Linked DNA regions of Homo sapiens: region 1 is linked to region 2. Evidence: read pairs that join two places in POLR2A ChIA-PET (ENCODE). Cell type or tissue: MCF 10A. All regions are shown on one strand. Links, peaks and the distances in the headings refer to the core of each region. The heading gives the core; the rest is flanking DNA. Region 1 holds the start of LOC124900602 (a long non-coding RNA gene). Region 2 overlaps SNCA (synuclein alpha).

The links. ChIA-PET counts read pairs that join two places held together with the same protein. Peaks named below come from ENCODE experiments on the same cell type or tissue, not always from the same donor. Only the 100,000 strongest peaks of a DNase experiment are listed, where the experiment ranks them.
Region 1: POLR2A ChIA-PET joins it to region 2 with 12 read pairs; 2 of 35 experiments call an interaction of 5 or more read pairs at or near these places.

The regions. Positions count from the first base shown.
Region 1 is chr4:89,674,523-89,686,015 of GRCh38, forward strand. LOC124900602 (a long non-coding RNA gene) reads left to right here and starts at 6,983. Exons shown (of 3, transcript XR_007058466.1): 1 at 6,983-11,493. RefSeq lists enhancers at 6,166-7,365, 6,392-6,893, 6,894-7,393. In MCF 10A, for the core only: no CTCF peak of the experiment used is centred there; a DNase peak (open chromatin) is centred at 6,879.
Region 2 is chr4:89,747,179-89,758,671 of GRCh38, forward strand. All of the region lies in intron 4 of SNCA (synuclein alpha), which reads right to left. LOC124900856 (a long non-coding RNA gene) reads left to right here. Exons shown (of 2, transcript XR_007058472.1): 2 at 1-1,976. Among named protein-coding and RNA genes, the nearest start is that of SNCA-AS1, 83 kb to the right of the region's middle. In MCF 10A, for the core only: no CTCF peak of the experiment used is centred there; DNase peaks (open chromatin) are centred at 6,113 and 6,733.

The DNA.
Region 1 (11,493 bases), core at 2,198-10,197, 73 kb before region 2:
TTTTTTTTTTTTTTGAAAACAAAAAACAAAAAAAAAACCAACAAAATAGATAACCCGCTAGCCAGACTAATAAAGAAGAAAAGAGAGAAGAATCAAATAGACGCAATAAAAAATGACATAGGGGATATCACCACTGATCCCACAGAAATACAAACTACCATCAGAGAATACTATAAACACCTCTATGCAAATAAACTAGAAAATCTAGAAGAAATGGATAAATTCCTGGACACATACACCCTCCCAAGTCTAAGCCAAGAAGAAGTTGAATCCCCGAATAGACCAACAACAAGTTCTGAAATTGAGGCGGTAATTAATAGCCTACCAACCAAAAAAAGTCCAGGACCAGATGGATTCACAGCCAAATTTGAGGTATTGCTCTTCACACTTGGGGGCATTAGCTGCGGGGGTCTGCCTGCAGACCCTGACCCAAACGATGGATGAATAAAATGTACCCTGACACACAGATATTTTGTTTTGCCAGTTCAGCTGAGTGTCCAACTGCCTGCACATCAAGAGAGGTTTGTCACTGTGGCCGGCCCTGAGCAGTTCGCATTCCAGGCATTTATTTGGTATACAATTAACAACAGAAGCTTTGAGTAAACACACTTGCGGATAACTAACATGGTTAAGAGAGTAGTTCTAGGAATGATTAAAGCTCAGGTACCGGGGTCTAAAGTAACTACCATGAGGGGGCAATTTGCCTCTTAGACCTCTCCCCCACCGAGAGAGCCATCTGGCTCAAAGGTTAGTTAATGGAGGTAGGGTAAACACACTTAACTGGAGAAGCCTCTATTGTCCCTAATATTTACGCTATGACCTAATGCTCTAAGGTAAGAACAGGCTGCCTTTGCCCTGTTCAGTTATTACAAGCTATGTAACCTTTCGGCCTTCCAAAAGATTTGTGACTATTCCCTATAACTTTCCCTAATATTTCCCTTTAATATTTCTGCCACCATCCTGAGTGAATCCCAACACGAATTCTACCAGAGGTACAAAGAGGAGCTGGTACTATTTCTTCTGAAACTATTCCAAACAATAGAAAAAAAGGGACTCCTCCCTAACTCATTTTATGAGGACAGCATCATCCTGATACCAAAACCTGGTAGAGACACAACAAAAAAAGAAAATTTCAGGCCAACATCCCTGATGAACATCGATGTGAAAGTCCTCAATAAAATCCTGGCAAACTGAATCCAGCAGCACATCAAAAAGCATATCCAGCATGATCAAGTTGGCTTCATCCCTGCGATGTAAGGCTGGTTCAACATATGCAAATCAATAAATGTAATCCATCATACAAACAGAACCAATGACAAAAACCACATGGTTATCTCAATAGATGCAGAAAAGGCCTTTGACAAAATTCAACAGGGCTTCATGCTAAAAACTTTCAATAAACTAGGTATCAATGGAACATATCTCAAAATAGAGCTATTTATGACAAACCCACAGCCAATATCATACTGAATGGGCAAAAGCTAGAAGCATTCTCTTTGAAAACTGGCACAAGACAGGGATGCCCTCTCTCACCACTCCTATTCAACATAGTACTGGAAGTTCTGGCCAGGGCAATCAGGCAAGAGAAAGCAATAAGTGGTATTCAGAAAGGAAGAGAGAAAGTCAAATTGTCTCTGTTTGCAGATGACATGATTGTATATTTAGAAAACCCCATCATCTCAGCCCAAAACCTCCTTAAGCTGATAAGCAACTTCAGCAAAGTCTCAGGTTATAAAATCAATGTGCAAAAATCACAAGCATTCCTACACACCAATAACAGACAAACAGCCAAATCATGAGTGAACTCCCATTCACAATTGCTACTAAAAGAATAAAATACCTAGGAGTCCAACTTACAAGGGATGTGAAGGACCTCTTCAAGGAGAACTACATATCACTGCTGAATGAAATAAAAGAAGACACAAATAAATGGAAGAACATTCCATGCTCATGGGTAGGAAGAATCAATGTGGTGAAAATGGCCATACTGCCCAAAGTAATTTATAGATTCAATGCTATCCCCATCAAGCTACCACTGACTTTCTTCACAGAATTGGAAAAATACTATTTTAAACTTCATATGGAACCAAAAAGGAGTCTGCATAGCCAAGACAATCCTGGGCAAGAAGAACAAAGCTGGAGTCATCATGCTACCTGACTTCAAACTATACTACAAGGCTACAGTAACCCAAACAGCATGGTACTGGTGGCAGGACAGATATATAGACCAATGGAACAGAACGGAGACCTCAGAAATAACACCACACAGCTACAACCATCTGATCTTTGACAAACCTGACACGCACAAGCAATGGGGAAAAGATTCCCTATTTAGTAAATAGTGTTGGGAAAACTGGCTAGCCATATGCAGAAAACTGAAACTGGACCCCTTCCTTACACCTTTTACAAAAATCACCTTAAGATGGATCAAAGACTTAAACGTAAGACCTAGGACCATAAAAACCCTAGAAGAAAACCTGGGCAATACTATACAGGACATAAGCATGAGCAAACACTTCATGTCTAAAACACCAAAAGCAATAGCAACAAAAGCCAAAATTGACAAATGTGATCTAATTAAACTAAAGAGCTTCTGCACAGCAAAAGAAGCTATCATCAGAGTGAACAGACAACCTAAAGAATGGGAGAAAATATTTGCAATCTATCCGTCTGACAAAGGGCTAATATCCAGAATCTACAAACAACTTAAATAAATGTACAAGAAAAAAACAAACCACCATCAAAAAATGGGCAAACGATATGAACAGACACTTCTCAAAAGAAGGCATTTATGCAGCCAACAGACATATGAAAAAATGCTCATTATCACTGGTCATTAGAGAAATGCAAATCAAAACCACAATGAGATACCATCTCACACCAGTTAGAATGGCAATCACTAAAAAGTTACGAAACAACAGATGCTGGAGAGGTTGTGGACAAATAGTAATGTTTTTACACTATTGGTGGGAGTGTAAATTAGTTCAACCATTATGGAAGACAGTGTGGCAATTCCTCAAGGATCTAGAACTGGAAATACCATTTGACCCAGCAATCCCATTACTGGGGATATACCCAAAGCATTATAAATCATTCTATGATAAAGACACATGCACACGTATGTTTATTGTGGCACTATTCACAATAGCAAAGACTTGGAATCAACCCAAATGTCCACCAATGATAGACTGGATTAAGAAAATGTGGCACATGTACACCATGGAATACTATGCAGCCATAAAAAAGGATGAGTTCATGTCCTTTACAGGGACAAGGATGAAGCTGGAAACCATCATTCTCAGCAAACTATCACAAGATCAGAAAACCAAACACTGCATGTTCTCACTCATAAGTGGGAGTTGAACAATGAGAACACATGAACTCAGGGAGGGGAACATCACACACTGGGGCCTGTTGGGGGGTGGGGGGCTAGGGGAGGGATAACATTAGGAGAAATACCTAATGTAGGTGACGGGTTGATGGGTGCAGCAAACCACCAGGGCATGTGTATACCTATGTAATAAAACTGCACATTCTCCACATGTAACCAAGAACTTAAAGTGTGTGTGTGTGTGTGTATGTGTGTGTGTTTATATATATATACACACACACATATACATATATATATATATAACTTATAAGGAATTTTTACACTAAAAAAAGAAAATGCTGGGTAAGAATAGGGTATGTGGACAGACTAAGAAACAATCAAAAGATGAGTGGGCTGGGTTTGTGGTGGCCAGGTTTGTGGAGCTGATTAAGACATTGCTTTAAAATGATATTTTTTTAATATAAATTACTGTCTATATGAATATAATCCCTTCCAATTCCCCCAACTTTTGTAATTTTATTACAGAAGTGATTTTAAGTTTTAATTCAATTTCTGTCAGTTTGGTATTTTTTGATCACAGACTACAGGGTACTCAAATTTGGGAGGAGGAGGTTATGCAAGTATATTCATATTTATTTATTTATTCACTTATTCATTTTATCTTCCTGCAGTTTAGCGATCAATTTTGCTATTTTATGGTACAAAATGGCTTTCTGCCGCGTTGGTAAAGAAAGCCAATTGTCTTTGAAGCTAGTAGTGGTCAGATGACAAATCCCTGATCAATGATGCTTAAGTGGAAGTCAGCGGATGGTGCTCTCTCCTGGAGATTTTTTAAAGGATCTGATTTATCTGGTTTGTTTAAATGGAATCATAATCAGAGAAATAATTTCACCATGAGAAATTAATTAAAGAAGGCCAGAGGACAGCATTTAAAGTGAAAATCTAAAGGACATAATTGGAAAGAAAAAAAAAACAGTTTGGGGGAAAATGTCAAGTGATGGATTTGTGAGCATTTACTAAGGCAGGGGGCAAGCCATTATACTAAAGAAAGTACATGGCAACTGAAAATGATCTTTCCACATACAAATTCTTTCAGATGAAAATTTTTATTGTTTTTCAAATCTTATTTTTAAATTTTTGTCTCCTTTATCTCTCAGTATATGAGTGATTTGTTGAAAATCTCCCTCTGTGACGCTGTGACTGTGGAACTATCCATTTCCTCTTGTAATCTGGCTATTACTTGTTTTACATATTTTTATAGATTCAACATTATAGTATTTACTTGATGATTTATTTTATTGGTATAAAGTGTTCTTTTCCTTCTTAATATATTTCATCTGAAATTTCATTCTTTTCTGATATTAATATTGGTGTACCAGCTTTTTTCTTATTAATGTTCACATGCTTTCTCCTTTTTCTTTTTATTTTCAGCATTTCTGTGTTATTGCATTTGGTGTTTCTCTTATAAAGGATATAACTGGATTTCGTTTAGGTAATCTGAGATTCCTGGCATTGGAAAAGTGGGTTTAACTCATTCTGATTCTTGATGATTTTTCAGATGTGTTGACTTTTTTCAGCATTTTAGTTTATGTTTTCTGTGCCATGCCTTTGTGTCTGGAATTGGTTCCTTCCAGTGGGTTCTTGGTCTTGCTGACTTCAAGAATGAAGCCGCAGACCCTCGTGGTGAGTGTTACAGTTCTCAAAGATGGTGTGTCCGGAGTTTGTTCCTTCAGATGTTCACGTGTCCAGAGTTTCTTCCTTCTGGTGGGTTAATAGTCTCGCTGGCTTCAGGAGTGAAGCTGCAGACCTTCGCAGTGAGTGTTACAGCTCATAAAGGTGGCGCTTCTGGAGTTGTTCGTTCCTTCCGGTGGGTTCGTGGTCTCTCTGGCTTCAGGAGTGAAGCTGCAGACCTTTGCAGTGTTACATCTCTTAAAGGTGGCACGTCCAGAGTTGTACATTCCTCCCGTCCAGAGTTGTTTTGTTCCTCCTTCCTCGTTCCTCCCAGTGGGTTTGTGGTCTCGCTGGCTTCAGGAGTGAAGCTGCAGACCTTTGCAGTGAGTGTTACAGCTCTTAAAGGTGGCACAGACCCAAAGAGTGAGCAGCAGCAAGATTTATTGCAAAGAGCAAAAGAACAAAACTTCGAAAAAGTGGAAGGGGACCTGAGTGGGTTGCTCAGGTGGCCTGCTTTTATTCCCTTATTTGGCCCCAATCACATCCTGCTGATTGGTCTATTTTACAGAGAGCTGATTGGTCCATTTTACAGAGTGCTGATTGGTCCGTTTTTACACAGAGCACTGATTGGTGCATTTACAAAGCTTTAGCTAGACACAGAACGCTGATCGGTGCATTTGCAATCCTTTAGCTAGACAGAAAAGTTCTCCAAGTCCCCTACCCAATTAGCTAGACACAGAGCGCTGATTGGTGTATTTACAAACCTTTAGCTAGCACAGACCACTGATTGGTGCATTTACAATCCTTTAGCTAGACAGAAAAGTTCTCCAAGTCCCCTACCTGATTAGCTAGACACAGAGCACTGATTGGTATGTTTACAAACTTTTAGCTAGACACAGAGCACTGATTGGTGCATTTACAATCCTTTAGCTAGACAGAAAAGTTCTCCAAGCCCCCTACCGGATTAGCTAGACACAGAGCACTGATTGGCACTGACTGGTGTGTCTACAAACCTTTAGCTAGACACAGAGAACTGATTGGTGTATTTACAATCCTTTAGCTAGACAGAAAAGTTCTCCAAGTCCCCACCCAACCCAGAAGCCCAGCTGGCTTCACCTCTCACTTTTTCTGTCCCTTTTTCCCTTACCCTATATTCTATTGATCCAATGAAGTCATTTCTATTCCCCTCTTTTTTCTTTATAAGTTTAGAAGTAATGTACTTAATTCTATTCTTTCAGGGTTAACTCAACATTTTTTCACTTATATATCATATTTATATTTTCTAATATTACCTAGAACCAGTTAGTCTGTATTCTTTCAAAGCAGAGAGATGTTACATTCTGGACTAAATCATGCTCCTATCTTCCATGATCACATGTGGAATATTTGTTACAAATTGTTTTAAGCACACAATACAGCTTTTCTAATAGTCAATGCTTATTTAAATTTGTGAACATGTTTTGCTGCTTATTTTGAATAATTTTTTTCTCAATATTTACTCTTATTTGAGATCTTTTTTTTTTTCCTGAAGTACATTCTATAGTTATTTTTCAGTTAGTACATGTGATCAAAAACTCAGTATCTGAAATACTTATATTTTACACTCACTCTCGAATGATGGTTTATTAGGGTGCAGAACTCTATACTGACAATCATTTCCCTTCTAAAGTTTGAAAATATAACTTCTAGGACATTGTGTTACTAGTGAGAACACTCATAGAGATGTTATCTATTTGTGATAGATGCAAGAGGCAGATAAGGGAGGGTTCCCAGAGAATCTCTGACCTGCCCCACAAGTGTTTACATTAGATGCTTCTGTGCAAATGAGGGAACCTGCCCAGGGCTTTGCCTGGGCATGCCCACAGCAGACCGGGGGCCCACCTGCGTACCGGGAGAGTGGGGTGGAGCCACCGGGAATTCACGCCTGATGCCCGGGGAGGAGTCTGGCCTCTTCAGCTCCTGTGTGGTGGCCTGATATTCAGTCTGTGAGCTGGGAGCCTGTTGGCAGGTCCCTCTTTTTATTTTCGCTGAGAGCTTTCTTTTACTAAATGCCACCATCCTTACCTTTCAAGGTGTCTGCGTGCCTAATTTTTCCTGGTTGTTAGACAAGAACCCGGATTTTAGTTGAACTCTGGAGCAAAAATCCTGCATCATTTGTAGGTAATGTTTGTTTTCTTTGGTTGCTTTTATGACCTTCTCTTTATTCCTAGTATTTGGGCATTTCACAAAAACATTTATAAATCTGAATTAAAAAACAAACTGACCTTGCCAAGGACCCTACTGATCCCTTTTCATATAATTCTATCTGCTAGGTCTTGTGCTGCCTTCTAAGTTAGTTCATCAGTTCTATACTTCAGTATTTAATTCTATATTCAGCCATGTTATCAAATGTTTATTTCAACCTTTGAGTTTCTCATTTGTAATAGTATTTTTTCATTTTTATGTTTTTAAAAGAGTTCTTTTCATATTTTACTATTTTTGTTTAGTAACTTTCAGTACTTGTTGCGTAGATTTTATTTCATCTTTATGTTTTTGAGATGTTTGCATAACACATTTAAAGACAATTACATATTGTTGTATGATTTCCATTTCCTTGGTCAAGAATTCTCCCATTTGTTGCATCTCTGAAGAGTTTCCCAAGGTGGGTTAATCTTGAATATGGTAAACTTGCTGCCCTCAGTTTTTTAGTTTTAATACTTTATCAGTTGTTTCTTGTTCTTTTTTTTTCTGGGCATATTATTACCTCATTTGAAAATAATGACAATTTTGGCCTTTCTCTTCGAGATTTTGTAACTCATTTTCTTTTCTTTTCACATAGAATTTGATAAGGCCTCCAGTACTTTGTGATATAGTAGTTGTGGGGATGGTCCTTCTTGTCTTACTGCTGATCTCAAGTTTATGTTTGTAGCAAATTTTTGCTACATGACCATTACAAGTTTAAGAGGTTACCAAGAGTTTTTATTACAAATACCTTAAATCTTAGCAAAGACTATAAAAACTGAGATAAACATGTTTTTCTTCTAAATAGTAATCATTTAGACAAATCACAAATGTGATATCAGATTAGTGCATCCTACACTGTATGGAAACTATAAATTCATGATTTTCAAAAATTGTAGGTAAATATTTATTTTTCAAAATAATTTATCCATCTTGCTTTACCAAAAAAGGCAAGGTCTTGTTTTTCTTTCCCTATACAGTAGTAATGGCTCTTTGGTGTAAAAACTTTATAGGACCTAAAGTAAAAAAGAAGATAAAAACCAGTTTGTCTTTCAAAGTCTTAAAATATTTCATTAACCTCGTAGTGCCTGATCTCTGTCACCAAGCAAATAGTCTGAACTATTATTTCCAAGCTCAATTCAAACAGGTAAAGTTTTACTACAATTATATCTGGCCATCACTACAGTGTTTTCTCCAATCACTTCCAAAGCCTACCCCTTTTCTTTATCATACTTCCACCTACATTGCATAATACAGAGCTTAGCTAGTGAGGTACAAGTGATAAGGATTATCTCCCCAGAGTCTCCGGGCCTTGGTAATTCCTAGACCACAGCACCATGCATTAGGTTATAGTCACAGGCCTCTATATAGTCTTCCACATATCCCATTACATTTTAAATCCTATGCATACCCTTTATATCCTGCACTTATCTGTCAAAATTCTAAGGTATAAGATTTTTTTTTTACTTATCCCTGCTGTTTAATTTTGAAGAAAGAAAAATATAAAAGAAAATTTTTTAAAAAGAGGCCTTCATGGATATCAAAGAATGCCAACAATAATGCTGAAGAAAGAAGTTATTCTACAGCAATGAGACACAAAGAAAAGAATTTTGTAAACATTAGCATCTTGGTTACTGGAGAACTATAACTTTTATGTAGTCGTGCTTGGAAAACACTAAAAGGGAAATCGAGTCTGTTTGACAATATTCTGTCTTCACTGTTGATCACTTCATAATGTGTTGGAATATAAAGTTCTATACAGTTAATATGAAGCTCTCTTTAGCATTTAAAACATGATTTGCATTTTCATGAGGCATTTTGGCTAATTTTATTGATTTCCTTATATTTCATAGTCCTTAGCCTTATGAGAATCTTATGTTTCTGTGTGTTTTCTATCATGTAGCACAATTTCTGACACACAAAACATACAATAAACTTGTGTTAATTTTTCTATCAAAGTCAGAATTTATTCATAAGGAATCTGAAGTAAGGTGTACTAAGCTTGTTTATGGGTTAAGTGATATAGCCAAATTCAAAACTTTACTTTTTATGTCAGTCTAGAAATATCTCAGATTAAAACATATCACTTCTTAGTTCCAATTAGATAAGGGAAATCTTTTATAATAATGCCAGGATTGCTATAATCTGATAGGAGACAACAATTTCATTTTGCTACAGGAAAATTTGGAGGACAAAAAAAAAAAAAGAAAACATAAGATAGAGGAGAGAAAATAGTCAGATGAAGAAGCAAAAAACACAAACAAGGCATTTAGATTTGTTAGGAAGGAATTCAAGTCAGTCAGTAAAGTGATAACTTTTGAATTATCTGAGAAAAATATACTCAGAACAAAATCAGGCACACTAAAGGTATCCATAATCCACATTATTTACTAGGCTAAAGGTAAGTACAAACAAATCTACATGGACTAATTGTATCACAGAACAAAAAGGGTAGCAAAATCCAGTAATTCCAATGGAGTAATAAAGTTGCAGACAAAGGAAAATTAACGTGTGCATTGCTTGAGATATGACTAAAATGTCATTAAAATAAATTCTAAGTTATGAATATTCATTTGAAAAGTTACAAAGTACACACTGATTTATATTTCAGAAGCAAGGATATATGTTTCTATATAATTTAGTCCTAAATATAGTTCATTTCCTATGCTAATGCTTTTTTCCTTCTTCTTACCTTCTTAGGTCAACAACAAGAGGCCAGGACCTCCCAAGAAAAGCTTTACTAATGTAATAGCTTTGGCCAAGTCCACCCAATATATTTTCCTCTCTGCAAAGAGAAACAAGCTATTGTCTCATCTTAGGTTTCATCTTCTTCCATGCCACTGTTATTCATGTTCAAATCCTGGCTGTCCTTCAGGGTCCAATTCAAATGATTATCGCCATTTTCTATTAATGTCATTTCTTCCTATTTTCTACCTTTTGTTAGCTATGTTAAAGTGTTTCTTTACCAACATCCCCCATATATTGTGTAACACAGTGTCTATGGCTTACTCATTTTTGAATCCTTATCATGACCTGACATAATGAAGATTCTTAGTACATAGTGATACATGTAAATATGAGTTAATTAGTACATGATAGACTTGATTTCCAGAATGATTTTGTATAGTTGAATTGTGTAGTAAGGGGACACATGTGAAATGAAGACTTTAGTCAGTATCAAGAAGATATTTTGGGTGACTTCACATATCTGCCAATGATAAATCTAGAAACAATAGGTGCTTGGGTAGGTGATTTCCTTTTGCCTTCTTTATCATTGTTTTCCCAGTATTTCTTACATTCATCTAATTTCATTAGATGCCCATATACTTTATACTGGCTCTTCCTGTGAGGTTCGAACTGGTCCAGTCCATTTGTTTTCAGAATTGATTCATCTGGAGAGTCATCTCCTATCCTCCCAAACAATGATATACCAGTCTGAGGACTGTGTAGAAGGGACTTCTCTTTCTACTCAGTATGACCAAAATAATTCAATTCTAGTTGTGGTGTGTGATTTATGAATATTTTGTCCTTTAGTTTGTGTGAGCCAATTTTGTGCCATAAGAATTTTAGCCTCCTTTTCCACAAAAGAGTGATTTAATCAAACAAAAGTTGACAATCAATGTAGTACATTTGTGTGACAGTGATTAAACATGGTGTTTTTCTCTTAGGTGTCTGAGTAGATTTGGAAATGCCCATTCAGCCCTCAGAGCTCCTCTGCTTTAAGGGTGATGGACTTCCTGTACCACTACGTAGTGCATGAGTGCCAGCCACTGGTATCTAGAACTGTGATTAGTGAGGAAACACTAGGAGGAACAAACAACCCAACTCTTTTTATCTAATCTGTTGACTCCAAAGGGACCTTCTGCTTATTCCAGTTAAAACTCAAGCTGCAATTCAAAATGAAATCAGTATCTTTTTTCTCTACTTTTCAGCAAAGCAAGATGCTACCTTATAATTACCACGTAACAATCAATCGCAAACATAGTGGCTTAAAGCAGCTCCTCTTTTAGCCTACATATCTGCAAACTGGCAGTCTGGACTGAGCTCAGCTGGATGTTTTTTCTGAGCTGATCATGTATGTAGGGTCTGCTGCTGGCTGGTTTAGACTGATGGTGGATGAGAAACCACATGAAGAAGAGAGGCATGATGGTGGCAGAGTTCTGAAAGAGTCACACAGAAGGGCGTTGAGTTCGTGGCTTGAAAATAGCATCCTGTCACTTCTACCACATTCTATTTACCAGGCCAGCCCAGATAAAGATGTGAAGAAACAG
Region 2 (11,493 bases), core at 2,299-10,298:
TCTCAGCCAAATTTTCTGATATACAGATATTCTCAAAAGACAAGCACACACACACACGCACACACACACACACACACACACACACACACCCCCCAAGGCTCTGGAATGTGCCTTAACAATCTTATTTTTGCACATTTTAAAAGGAGGTCATTATGAAATTTGCACATATTTTATGACCTGTAATGTACTTCTCTGATCTGATTTCACTTGAGCTAATAAAAAAATACAAATCAGGTGCTTGCTGTGATCAAGATGCTAAAGTTATATTTACACTGCTTCATAAATGTAAGGTGTTAAAGCTTAGTGAGACAAGAAGTAAACTGATAATTGATTAACCAGGGTGCTATACAAATCTACCTAGAGGGTGCCTTCCCAGGTTAATGCAATTATGGGAGAAAGATCCTGGCTCCTGGCTACAGAAATGCCAACTAAAGTGTTATCCACCCCATCCTTCACTTTGGAGGATGCGTTAAGATGACACTGTGCTGTGTCAAAATGAAAATACAAACAAAAGCAAATAAACCGAGTGATAATAAATAAACCGAGTGACTCAGTTTCCTTATCCATTTTCCAGTTACCTTTTTTTTTTTAGGCCAGTCTGCATGTCCACTAGAAGAAAAGGGACCTGGGTTCTTCATCAGCCCATCCTTAGATCTTAGTGCACATATGCACCTAGTAAGTGCCGAGCAAATATTCAATGAATGACTGTACCTTTCCTAAGAATTCTTCGTTGATTATCCTTCAACAGAGCTAACTTCTCTCCCTATGTGCTCAGTCAAATGCTCTCCCATTGGACTGAGTTCAGCATAAACTGCCATGTTTTGAGATGATTGGTGTAAGCGAATGTCCTCTCCTGAGTTGCGAGAATCTAAGAGCAGGACAACATCACATGCTTCTCTACTTTCTATAGTTCTTTTGTCCACTGTCTAACAAATAATGCCAAGTGAAAAAGGGAAAAATGAATGAATAAATTTTGTAAGATGCCAATGGAAAAAAACAGAAAATCAAGAGTTACTAAAAAAAACCACTAACTCCATTTAATTGTTTTAGACTAAGAATCCCTCAGTGATACCTAGCCAAAATTAGGATTCAGATCCAAAATAAAAGATACTGTTGCCCCAAGTAGATATCATAATTTGTTACAATAAGTAAAAATGTATATTATTCAATACTAAACTGTTATACCACATTTCAAGTTTTTAAAACTTTATCTTCCTTTTATGCATAGATAGTAGTAGAGCATTAAGAACATGCATGGCTATCACCTGAGGTGTTGATTGTAAATTCACATTCCTAGGCTTTGTCTCTTAACTACTGAATCGGAATCTTTGGGAGTGAACTGACAGGAATCTGAATTTTAAAAATAAGGTCTTCAGGTGATTCTCATGCATCTAAAGATAACTGCTTTAATATATAACAAAGAAACCCAAAGAGGGACACTTGAGGATTTTTTCAATATATCTTCTTTTGCAGAGATTAATAGTGAATGTTGTTTTATCTGCTGTTTAGAATTTTACATATGCATTGGATGATACATCTTCTTTTACTGACAAAAAGGCTTTTCTCTGGAGAAAATAAAAAGGCAGCTTTCCCTGAGAGCACACACTTCTAGCAAAGCCCCAATCCATATGACTCTAAGACAGAGTGATTTCCACCTTCTAGTCCTTACTTTCTTGCAAAAGGGGCTTTCAAATCTCATTACTGATGGTCCCATCTTTTATTACTGGTGTTATCAATGGGATGCTTGCAGCAGCTTAAGTATGTGGATAAAGAAGGAATGCACAATATACGGTACTGAATATTTTTAAAAAGTGGTCTTTCAGAATGTCTGTATGTGTGGGGGCCCATGCTTAGGCATATGTGCATGCCAGTGTGTTATTTATGTTGAAACCAATGTTTTACATTAATGGCTGGAATTCCAGAAAAATAAGAAAATATTTGTATTTTCTAAACCATTAAAAGTTTAGTGGAACTCATTAATAGTCTGTATCATCTCTCTGTATATTTCAGAAGTACATTTTAAGTGTAACAGCTAGGGGTAAACTTTCATAACTGTATGATTTGAACACAAGTACAAGAAATATTCAAGGTTTTCTTTTCTTTTTTTTTTTTAGATGAAGTCTCACTCTTATCGCCGTAGCTATAGTGCAATGGCGCTGTCTCAGCTCACTGCAACCTCCGCCTCCTAGGTTAAAGCAATTCTCCTGCCTCAGCCTCCGTAGTAGCTGGGATTACAGGATCCTGCCACCACACCCACTAATTTTTGTATTTTTGGTAGAGAATGGGTTTCACCATGTTGGACAGGCTGGTCATGAACTCCTGACCTCAGTCGATCCACCCGCCTTGGCCTCCCAAAGTGCTGGATTACAGGTGTCCACCGCGCCTGGCCAATATTCAAGTTTACACAGGAAAAAGAATACTTTCTCTGCATAACCTTTACTTATTTACTCATAAGCCTCTAGTTCTCTCTGGATTTGACTGTAAATCTCAACACATTTCCCAGAAACTAACATCTTCTGGCTGACTTCTATTAAAAATTCAGACAAAGAAAAAAACTGAATACAATGGAGAGAGATTATAATACTGCTATTCTCCCATTCTCTCTCTCTACAGCATATCACCTCCTCCAAAATCAGTTCATATCTAACTCCTAGCACATTTTTAGTTAAAAATATACATGCACAAAATATATGTGTAAATACACATGCTGATATCACACATATGTGTGTGTGTGTGTGTATATATATATACACAAAAGCAGATATATATATATATATATATATACACAAAAGCAGATATATATATATGCTTTCTTGCAGGTGATAGAATGCTTTTTTGGAGGTGGTTTTGTGGGCCTATGTAATGTCTCTATTGTTATATTTTAAAAGTTTCTTTTTTGTTTGTTTGTTTGTTTGAGATGGAGTCTCCCTCTGTAGCCCAGGCTGGAGTGCAGTGGCAGGATCTCGGCTCACTGCAACCTCTGCCTCCCGGGTTCAAGTGACTCTCGTGCCTCAGCCTCCAGAGTAGCCAGGATTACAGGCGCATGCCACCACATCCCACTTTTTTTTTTTTTTGTATTTTTAGTAGAGACAAGGTTTCACCATGTTGGCCAGGGTGGTCTCAAACTACTGATCTCAAGTAATTGGCCAGCCTTGGCGTCCCAAAGTGCAAGACTGCAGGCTTGAGCCACCACGCTCCACCAAAAGTTTCTTAGCACTCATTCTCATGAGAAAAATTGCTGAAAACTTGGCAATAAAGAAACAGAATGACTACATGTCCTTTAAATGTTATTTTTAAGGGGCTCAATCAATGACTATGAAGTTATCTAAGATAAAACACCAGATTTTGACATTGCCATTAACTTTTTTATTAGAGCCCCCAGATCTACAGGTTATATGTGCAGATGTGCAGTGGCTGCTTTATTTCCCTTTTCAAGAGCTTTTCTTATACAGCATCTATCCACTCTCCTATAGAGATGAAGTTAACTCCCTTGACAACTATCACTTGTCCCCAATCCCCACCCTTCCACTTGACATACAAACCCAAAGAGATTCATGCTCATTTATGCTCAGTAGAAAACATAATTCCATAGGTTACTGCTATTATTAATCAAATATTTACTAGATTTATATCTATTAGTCAATTCTCTTTAGAATTTCTTTGACTGTTTCTATAAATCTTTATTCCTCAGATATTCCTTTAAACCAGTCTTACCAGCTTATTGGCTCCACTACTAATTAATTAGTTGAATAAAATCTTTGAAATGTGTTTATGTTTGTATAAAAACCATCTTCTTTACTTTTCAAAAACTATACTTGAGCACACTGTGAAAAGATAAATTGCTAGGTTCAACTGAGGAACTGAATAATTTTTTCCTCTTTTAGTTTTAACATTCTACACAATCTAAATTATTTTAAAACTCAGAAAATGCTTTAAGCTCATATTTATAGACTTCCCAAGTAGTACAATCTGTTAACTGAGGTAGGTAAGTAAACGTCCTTGAAAACTTCCATAAATGATGGTGAATAAATTAAAAAGGTGGAAACAATTTTCCAGGTCTCTGAGCCATATTCAATATAATGAATCCTGAATAGGAGTTCAATGAAAAGATTAGGTAGATTTTTTTTAAAAAAAACCCATATCCCATGGGATCCTGCTGTAAGGTACTTTTATAAATTATACTGATTATACTGTCTCATTTCTCTGTCTATTTGCCATGTGTTATATACTTTGGTGATCTTTGAGAAAGCATTTAACCTATTACAGGCATTTTTTTCCCCTAAAGTACAAGTAGGTAGGTCAAAAGAACAGCAAGGACAATGTCTATCCACCCAATCTGGTGGCCTCCGAAGGACAAAAGCCAGAGTTAATCTAAAGCAATCAAGGAGTCTGACCACCATGGAAGCCCTGAGGAAGTGGCTGCTGTATTTCCCTTTTCAAGAGCTTTTCGTATACAGCGTCTATCCACTCTCCTATAGAGATGAAGTTAACTCCCTAGACAACTATCACCTGTCCCCAATCCCCACCCCTCCACTTGACATACAAACCCAAAGAGATTAATTAACATTTGTTCCAGGAAGAGACACAGACAAAAACATCCGATATTGGAATATTCCTTCGTGAATAAATATAAAACTTATGGAGAGGGAGGAAGATATTTTGAAAGGAAAAAAATCATTGGACTTTATTGCTCAAAGCCAAAAGAAATTGTTTTTTGTGGCAAAAGTAAAACAAGGTAATTTTGTACTGTGTGCTGTATTTCTGGCAATTATCTGTTATCTTAAGAGGCTTATATAGAAAGAACAATTGTACCTACTTTCACAGCATGCTCTGAGGATCTAAGGACCCTCAACAAATAGTTTTCATGCTACAAGCAGGCACTTATTTAGGCACAAATAGGATGGGATTCTTTTTTTAACTGTAGTATAAATAATTTTATATAATACAGTTATATAGGCTTTTTTAAACAAAATACAGTCAGATTTTAAATCTCTCTATTCTAAGATAGACACTTCACAATTTAAATTCAAGACTCCTTGTTTCTTGAAGACATCTATGAAAGCAAATGTTTTTGAGAACTTGGCTGAATCTGAGTCCATTCCGATTAGCAGATTCCACATTCACTTTTGAGCCATGACTTAGAAGCTATCAAGACATTATGTAGCAACCTTTTTCTCAGTATTCCAGGAAAATAAAAATGTGCATGCATTAACTCAATAGGTATTCAGATGTTTCCCATTAGTAAGTTGTGACCATGCAATAAAAACCATGCTCACCAATATTCCCCAATAAACTTCAAGATTTGTAAGCTCATGCATACCCACATTTATGTTAAAATTTGAAATAATGAAATATTTTTGCATTGTGAAAAATAGATATATATGCATTTTGTGACCAAAACCATCACCACAGTTCCATTGCTGTTGTTGTTCTTCTTCTTATTATTATTATTATTATTTTTGGTTTGTTTGTATCTGGCACATTTGGGGTTATAAATCACAAATAACATAAATAAGATAATGTTAATCTCCTTCTTACAAAATCCAATGGCTTCCCACAAGTCTATATATAATATGCAAATTTCTTACTATAGCTTATAAGATCTGGAATAATTTTTCCTATCTCCAGCCTTCACCTCTTCTCACATTCATCATATTCTAGCTAATCAGGACTCTTTTATGTCATAAAATATGCTAGATTTGCACACCCTTAAAGCCTTCATATACGAGTTTGTTCTGCCTTGGATACCTCTGTTCCACATTCCCGAACATTCTCTCTCTCATCACACAGCTGGACCCTTTCACCCTCCTGATCTCAATTGAAATGTGACCTTCCTGTATAAACTTTCCATGAGCTGGCTTGTCTGACTGAACCCAAATGGCTAATGGATTTTCTTTCCCGTTACATGCTCTCTAATTTATGATGCTTTGCTTGGGGGGAAAATGAGAGGTGGGAGTCTGTTTACGGAACATGGAAGTCCTTTTGCAGAGGTACAAGAGTGGAAATGGCTGTTCCCCAGCCTGGCTCTCTGAGTCAGACCTGACATCCACAGAGAGAGCACTGCAGTAACTGCAAACGCTTCTGTTTTGATTGTGGTAATTGGAACAATCAGGGCACAAACTGCAAGGTCACTGGCAAGGGTAGCAGCAGGCATGATTCCTCCCTTAGTAATTTTAAAGCAGCAGATTTCAAAAGGGAAAACCAAGCAGATGAAAGTGAGCAGATTTGTTCTTCAGCACATGTGAGATACCCTTGGAGATGCCAATAAATCACTGGAGAGACTGTGAAGGAGGCTTAGGCCCTGCAGATGAAGTTAGTGATGGAGGGAAATCGTGTTTATCCTCGGGCTGTCAGGTCTGAAATACCTGGGTTAAGTAAATGGCCTCTGGGATGGTCACAGTCGGCAATTATTAGCAGTTACAGATCCATCTCTATGCCAAAACAGATAACAGCATCCAGGAATTATCCAAAGTCACAAATCAGTGTCAGTGTCTTGTCACTCACCCACGTAGTGCTTTTCCCTTCCTCCTAGTTACTTAATGGATAAGGGCACATTGTCAAATAAACAAACAAGTGAGGATAAATGTTGCTCCGAAATTTAAGGTGAATCATTAGTCAGACTTGGTATCGTCATGGAATTTGGTCTGTTTTCTAACTAGCTTTATTTTAGCACAGCCATAAATCTGGCTGTAATTGTCTTTAACTCCGATGACTCATACATCTAAGCATTTCATTTAACTTTCAACCGTGAAAAATTCCAACTGATTTGGCAATATGAATGTGCTCTTACATGCATATGATCATATGATGCTGTCAGTACAACATCTGTTTTTGTTCTTGGGATGTTGATGGACTATCATGAACCATCTTATAACTTTCCCAGTCCCCTTTAAGTCCAAGAGGATACAACTGAGAAGGCAGGTAGAGTTTTTGGTCAGTGGCTAGGTTTTTCCTGAATATCAAACAAATTGCCTGGTATGAGAATTTAACAGAATATGACCACAATTTTTTTAACAGATTTATCTACTTGAAACATCGCCTCAGTCAATGAAGAAACTTATGTTCTATAACTAATAATAAAAGATCATTTGTAACTGAAATATGACAAATTGCTGTTTTAATCATGAGGATTACCATTTAGAACAGCTAGGTAAACATTTACTTTTTAATCCGGAAATAAGTTAAAGCAAATAATAAAAATTTATATTTAAATCACACAACATGTTTTATCATGAATAATAAATGTTTTTAAAGTTTAAAAATGTACTTGTTACCTTGTGGGTATTCCTGAACATGATTAGGATTTTTATTTCTCCAAGTATTTTTATTCACTCACAGAATCAAAATGTCAAGGCTATATAAGTTTTCATCAAGTGCTAATTTAGCATCTAAGTTTTTATTAATTAATTTGTAAAGGAAATAATAATGAGAGTCAAAGGAAGAAGCATCTCCTGTGGTGAGCTCCATTTCCAGATTCCAACGAAACCATTAAAATATTTATGGCACTGAGGCTGAATCAGACGGGTCTTGTGTACTCTCTTGTGTGGCCATATTGTGTAGCAACAGTGGGTTTCGAATAATAAGATTCAGTCATCCATTTAGACTCCAATTGGAGCTCAGGCAACTTCAATTTGTGATTATAATGATTAACTTCAAAAAGATGCACTATTTGTAGACCTATGTTGAAACTTATGCAGTGGAACTAAAAAGCCACCTATTTTTATAATAAAAAGGCACAAATACGCAAATGCAAAAGAAATTCATTGGAAAATCTTGAACGTTTCAAATATAATTATCACAAATGCAAATATAAAATAACAATATGTTTGTTAATATTATACTTTCATTTAATCAGTTCTTCTAAGTAAGGCAAATATATGAATTTTTTAATATACAAAAATACCCCCCCAAAACTCCATTAAGTATATCTATATGACCATTGGGTAAGATTTTTTATGATTATTAGTATGGGAAAATTGTGACTGTTTAGATATATTAAATATATTAAGTAATATATTTAATGATTTAAGATTGTTAAATAATTTATATTAAAATTGAAACCTCATTTTGCCAGTATTAAAAATTTCAAAATTTAAATACATATGACACCAATGCATACAATGTTACTTTGTCCTGAACATAAGTTTTAAAAGAATTTAAGTTTAAATATTCTCCTAAATGCTTTGTGAGACTTAAGATAAAAAACAGTTCCTCAGAACTCCTGACAAAGGGGGGCAGTAAAGAAGCAAAAAGATTTTTATGGAGTTCAGGGAAAGCTGAAAGGCCTTTGTGTACATTCCCTATTTTCTAAACAGTAAATGATGGATTGCATTTTAGGCAGACTACAAAATTGCTAAAATTAAATGTTGGGATGGAAATGTGGAATGCAGAGTTTGCAACCCCCTTTTAATTTAATATTTTCAAAGAATTAAGAGAAATTATTATATTTTATTTTATAAAATATTATATTTAAAATTACTCAATTCTAAATGAATGTTATTGCAAACCTAGGCTTATAAGAAGAATGCATTTAGAAGCCCTAGATAACATACAATATAAAAATAATATTTGCAAATTATGCATTTGTTTTCTTTTCTTTCTTTTTTTTTTTTTTTTTGAGATGGAGTTTCGCTCATGTTGCCTAGGCTAGAATACAGTGGCACAATCTCGGCTCACTGCAACCACCGCCTCCTGGGTTCAAACGATTCTTCTGCCTCAGCCTCCCCAGTAGTTGGGATTACAGGTATGTGCCACCATGCCCGGCTAATTTTGTATTTTTAGTAGAGATGGAGTTTCTCCATGTTGGTCAAGCTGGTCTTGAACTCCCGACCTCAGGTGATCCACCCGCCTTGGCCTCCCAAAGTGCTGGGATTACAGGCCTGAGCCACCGCGCCTGGCCTGTTTTCATTTTAAGTGTAGTTGTCTAGCATTTTCAATACATTCCCCCCCGTTTGACAAATTTTATCTTGCCATTTAGCTAATGGGCAAGCAAAAAATTAAGTGGAATAATTGGACAGAACAATTATCTGGTAACCTAAACAATGGTAACATGAGATAGGTATTTTATGCATTGTTTGGACTTATAAACTATCTAGTGTTCTAATAATAGACATAATGGTTTATTCAACTAATAGCTACTGTCATCCTTAGAGGTTATTAACAACTCAAAGTAGTGAATTACATCCAACTAAAGGGTGCTTTTGTATAGACATTTGTTCTTATTGCTGGTCACTTATTCTTCAAATATCTTTTAGGCACCATTTACAAAGATGACCAGAGGTACAAAATCTGCATATATAATAGAAAGAGCCAGGTAGTCATTCAATAAAAGAAGGTATATAGTACCAGGAAAAGATTTTTATCTTAGCCTAAGGCAGTCTGAATTCTCAAGCCCAAAGCACATAAATTTGTTGGAATTATTTCAATTTCTAGTCACTAAAAATGTGACGCACATTTACACCAGTGGTTCGGTTGATTACTTCTCTTCAGCCCTAGTCTCTTAAGCACAGGTATACACACTTACAGCAATATCTCTGCATACAATATTTTTGACAGAATGAAAAAGTTAAAAATATTGATGTTTATTTCAGCGATTCTGAAATGGTTTATAAAAATTCTATGACTATAAGAAATTCATGAGGAATGCAATATATCAGGAAAGAACAATGTCATCTTTACATAAAAAGGATGCGTGTCAGTAATTTGAGAGGCTGGAATCTAGTGACAAATGTGTCACTTTTTAAGGTGTGCTTGATTCACAGCTGACAGCTTTGATTTGAAATTGCCTTTAAAACAATGTCTATGTATCAGTGCAATGAATTCTAACCAAAAGCTTGTTGGAGCTAACCACAGTACCTATATATTCAAGATGTTCATGGGAGGAATGGAAGATTTGATATTTAGGCACTGAAGGGTTGCTATGATAGTTATTATACACAATTGAGTTTAAAATGAATATATGTGTCAGTTCTATTATTAAATGTTATAAAATATGAGGGAATAATAAATGCTATGTAATTTATAAACTACAAGAAAATTTATATCAGGAAACTGCTTATTTCCTAATATATGCACTGTCTTCAGTGTCTCCAAAACTGTCAACTCTGCCAATGTGACTAGCAGATGATGAGCAGGCAGTCCGTGTGATATTATCAATTACATAGTCAGAAATCTGAGTCTTTCTTTCACCTTATGAGCTGTTTAGGAAGAAGGTGTATATGTGTGTAACAGGGAGCAAGAGGAGATTAACTTGTAAGCCATTATCTGATGCAAAGGCAGACATTTACTAAGTCATCTGTGAAGAGATGGTTCGATAATAGCTAAGCATTCATATAAATCTTCAGGGACTCGAATTCTCTCAAGTGTGACAGAATACTCCTCTCAACTGCCAGCGCTCCTGTTGTAAAAAATCACATTTGGCAAAGGGCTCTGGTGTTTTGAGTTCTGCTCAGTGACAGGTTTGTTTTAAGTAAGATTAATACTGAGGACAATAAAATGACCTTCAATTAAGACTCCTTTTAAATTTTGTCTACCTGATTTCCACTATGGTTCGTGTCTAGCTGTACTCTATCTAAGAATGATCTTTAAAACATTCAGGATTATGAGAGAGATATCTAGGAAGTCATAGGAAATAACCACTATTCAATGCTGTTCTGTACACCATTAGTAAACCATAAGAGAGGACAAACATTTATCCAAGAAAGAGACTATTACATAGCCACCAGGACCCAATATGGATTCAGCACAATTGAGCAATACATGTAACAGATTTGTGGTGAAAAACAGGTGCTGCTCAATTGCTTAGTCTAAAATTCTCCCTCAATTCCTTCCCATCACCTAATTTGTTTGACATCTAGTCTTTTTACATTATAATATAGTATATTAAAAAGTTCTTATTATGGTTTTTTTTTTTGAGATGGGGTCTCGCTCTGTCGTTCAGGCTGGAGAGTAGGCTCAGTGCAAACTCTGCCTCCTGGGTTCATGCCATTCTCCTGCCTCAGCCTCCCGAGTAGCTGGGACTACAGGATCCCGCCACCACGTCTGGGCCAATTTTTTGTATTTTTAGTAAAGACTGGGTTTCATGGTGTTAGCTAGGATGGTCTCGATCTCCTGACCTCATGATTTGCCCACCTTGGCCTCCCAAAATGCTGAGATTACAGGTGTGAGCCACCGCGCCTGGCCCTTATTATAGAATTTTTGGGCATACATTGCACATTTTTCTAATTGTGCTTCAATAATACCAAACAAGTGGGCAAATGCTTCACTGGGCTACATTTGCATCCCTGAGTACAATTTCACATTGGTTTTGGTTTTGTGAATTTTGGAGGAATTTATTTTGAGAGATGCCCCTGGAAATAAATAATGCTGATGTTTTGGTGTAATTTTATTTATTGCATTAATGGAATATGTAAATACAATCTATCAGCATTAGGCAGAAAATATTTAAGAGATATCAAATTCTTTTGCCGAGAAAGGTAGTAGTTTGCCAGGAAC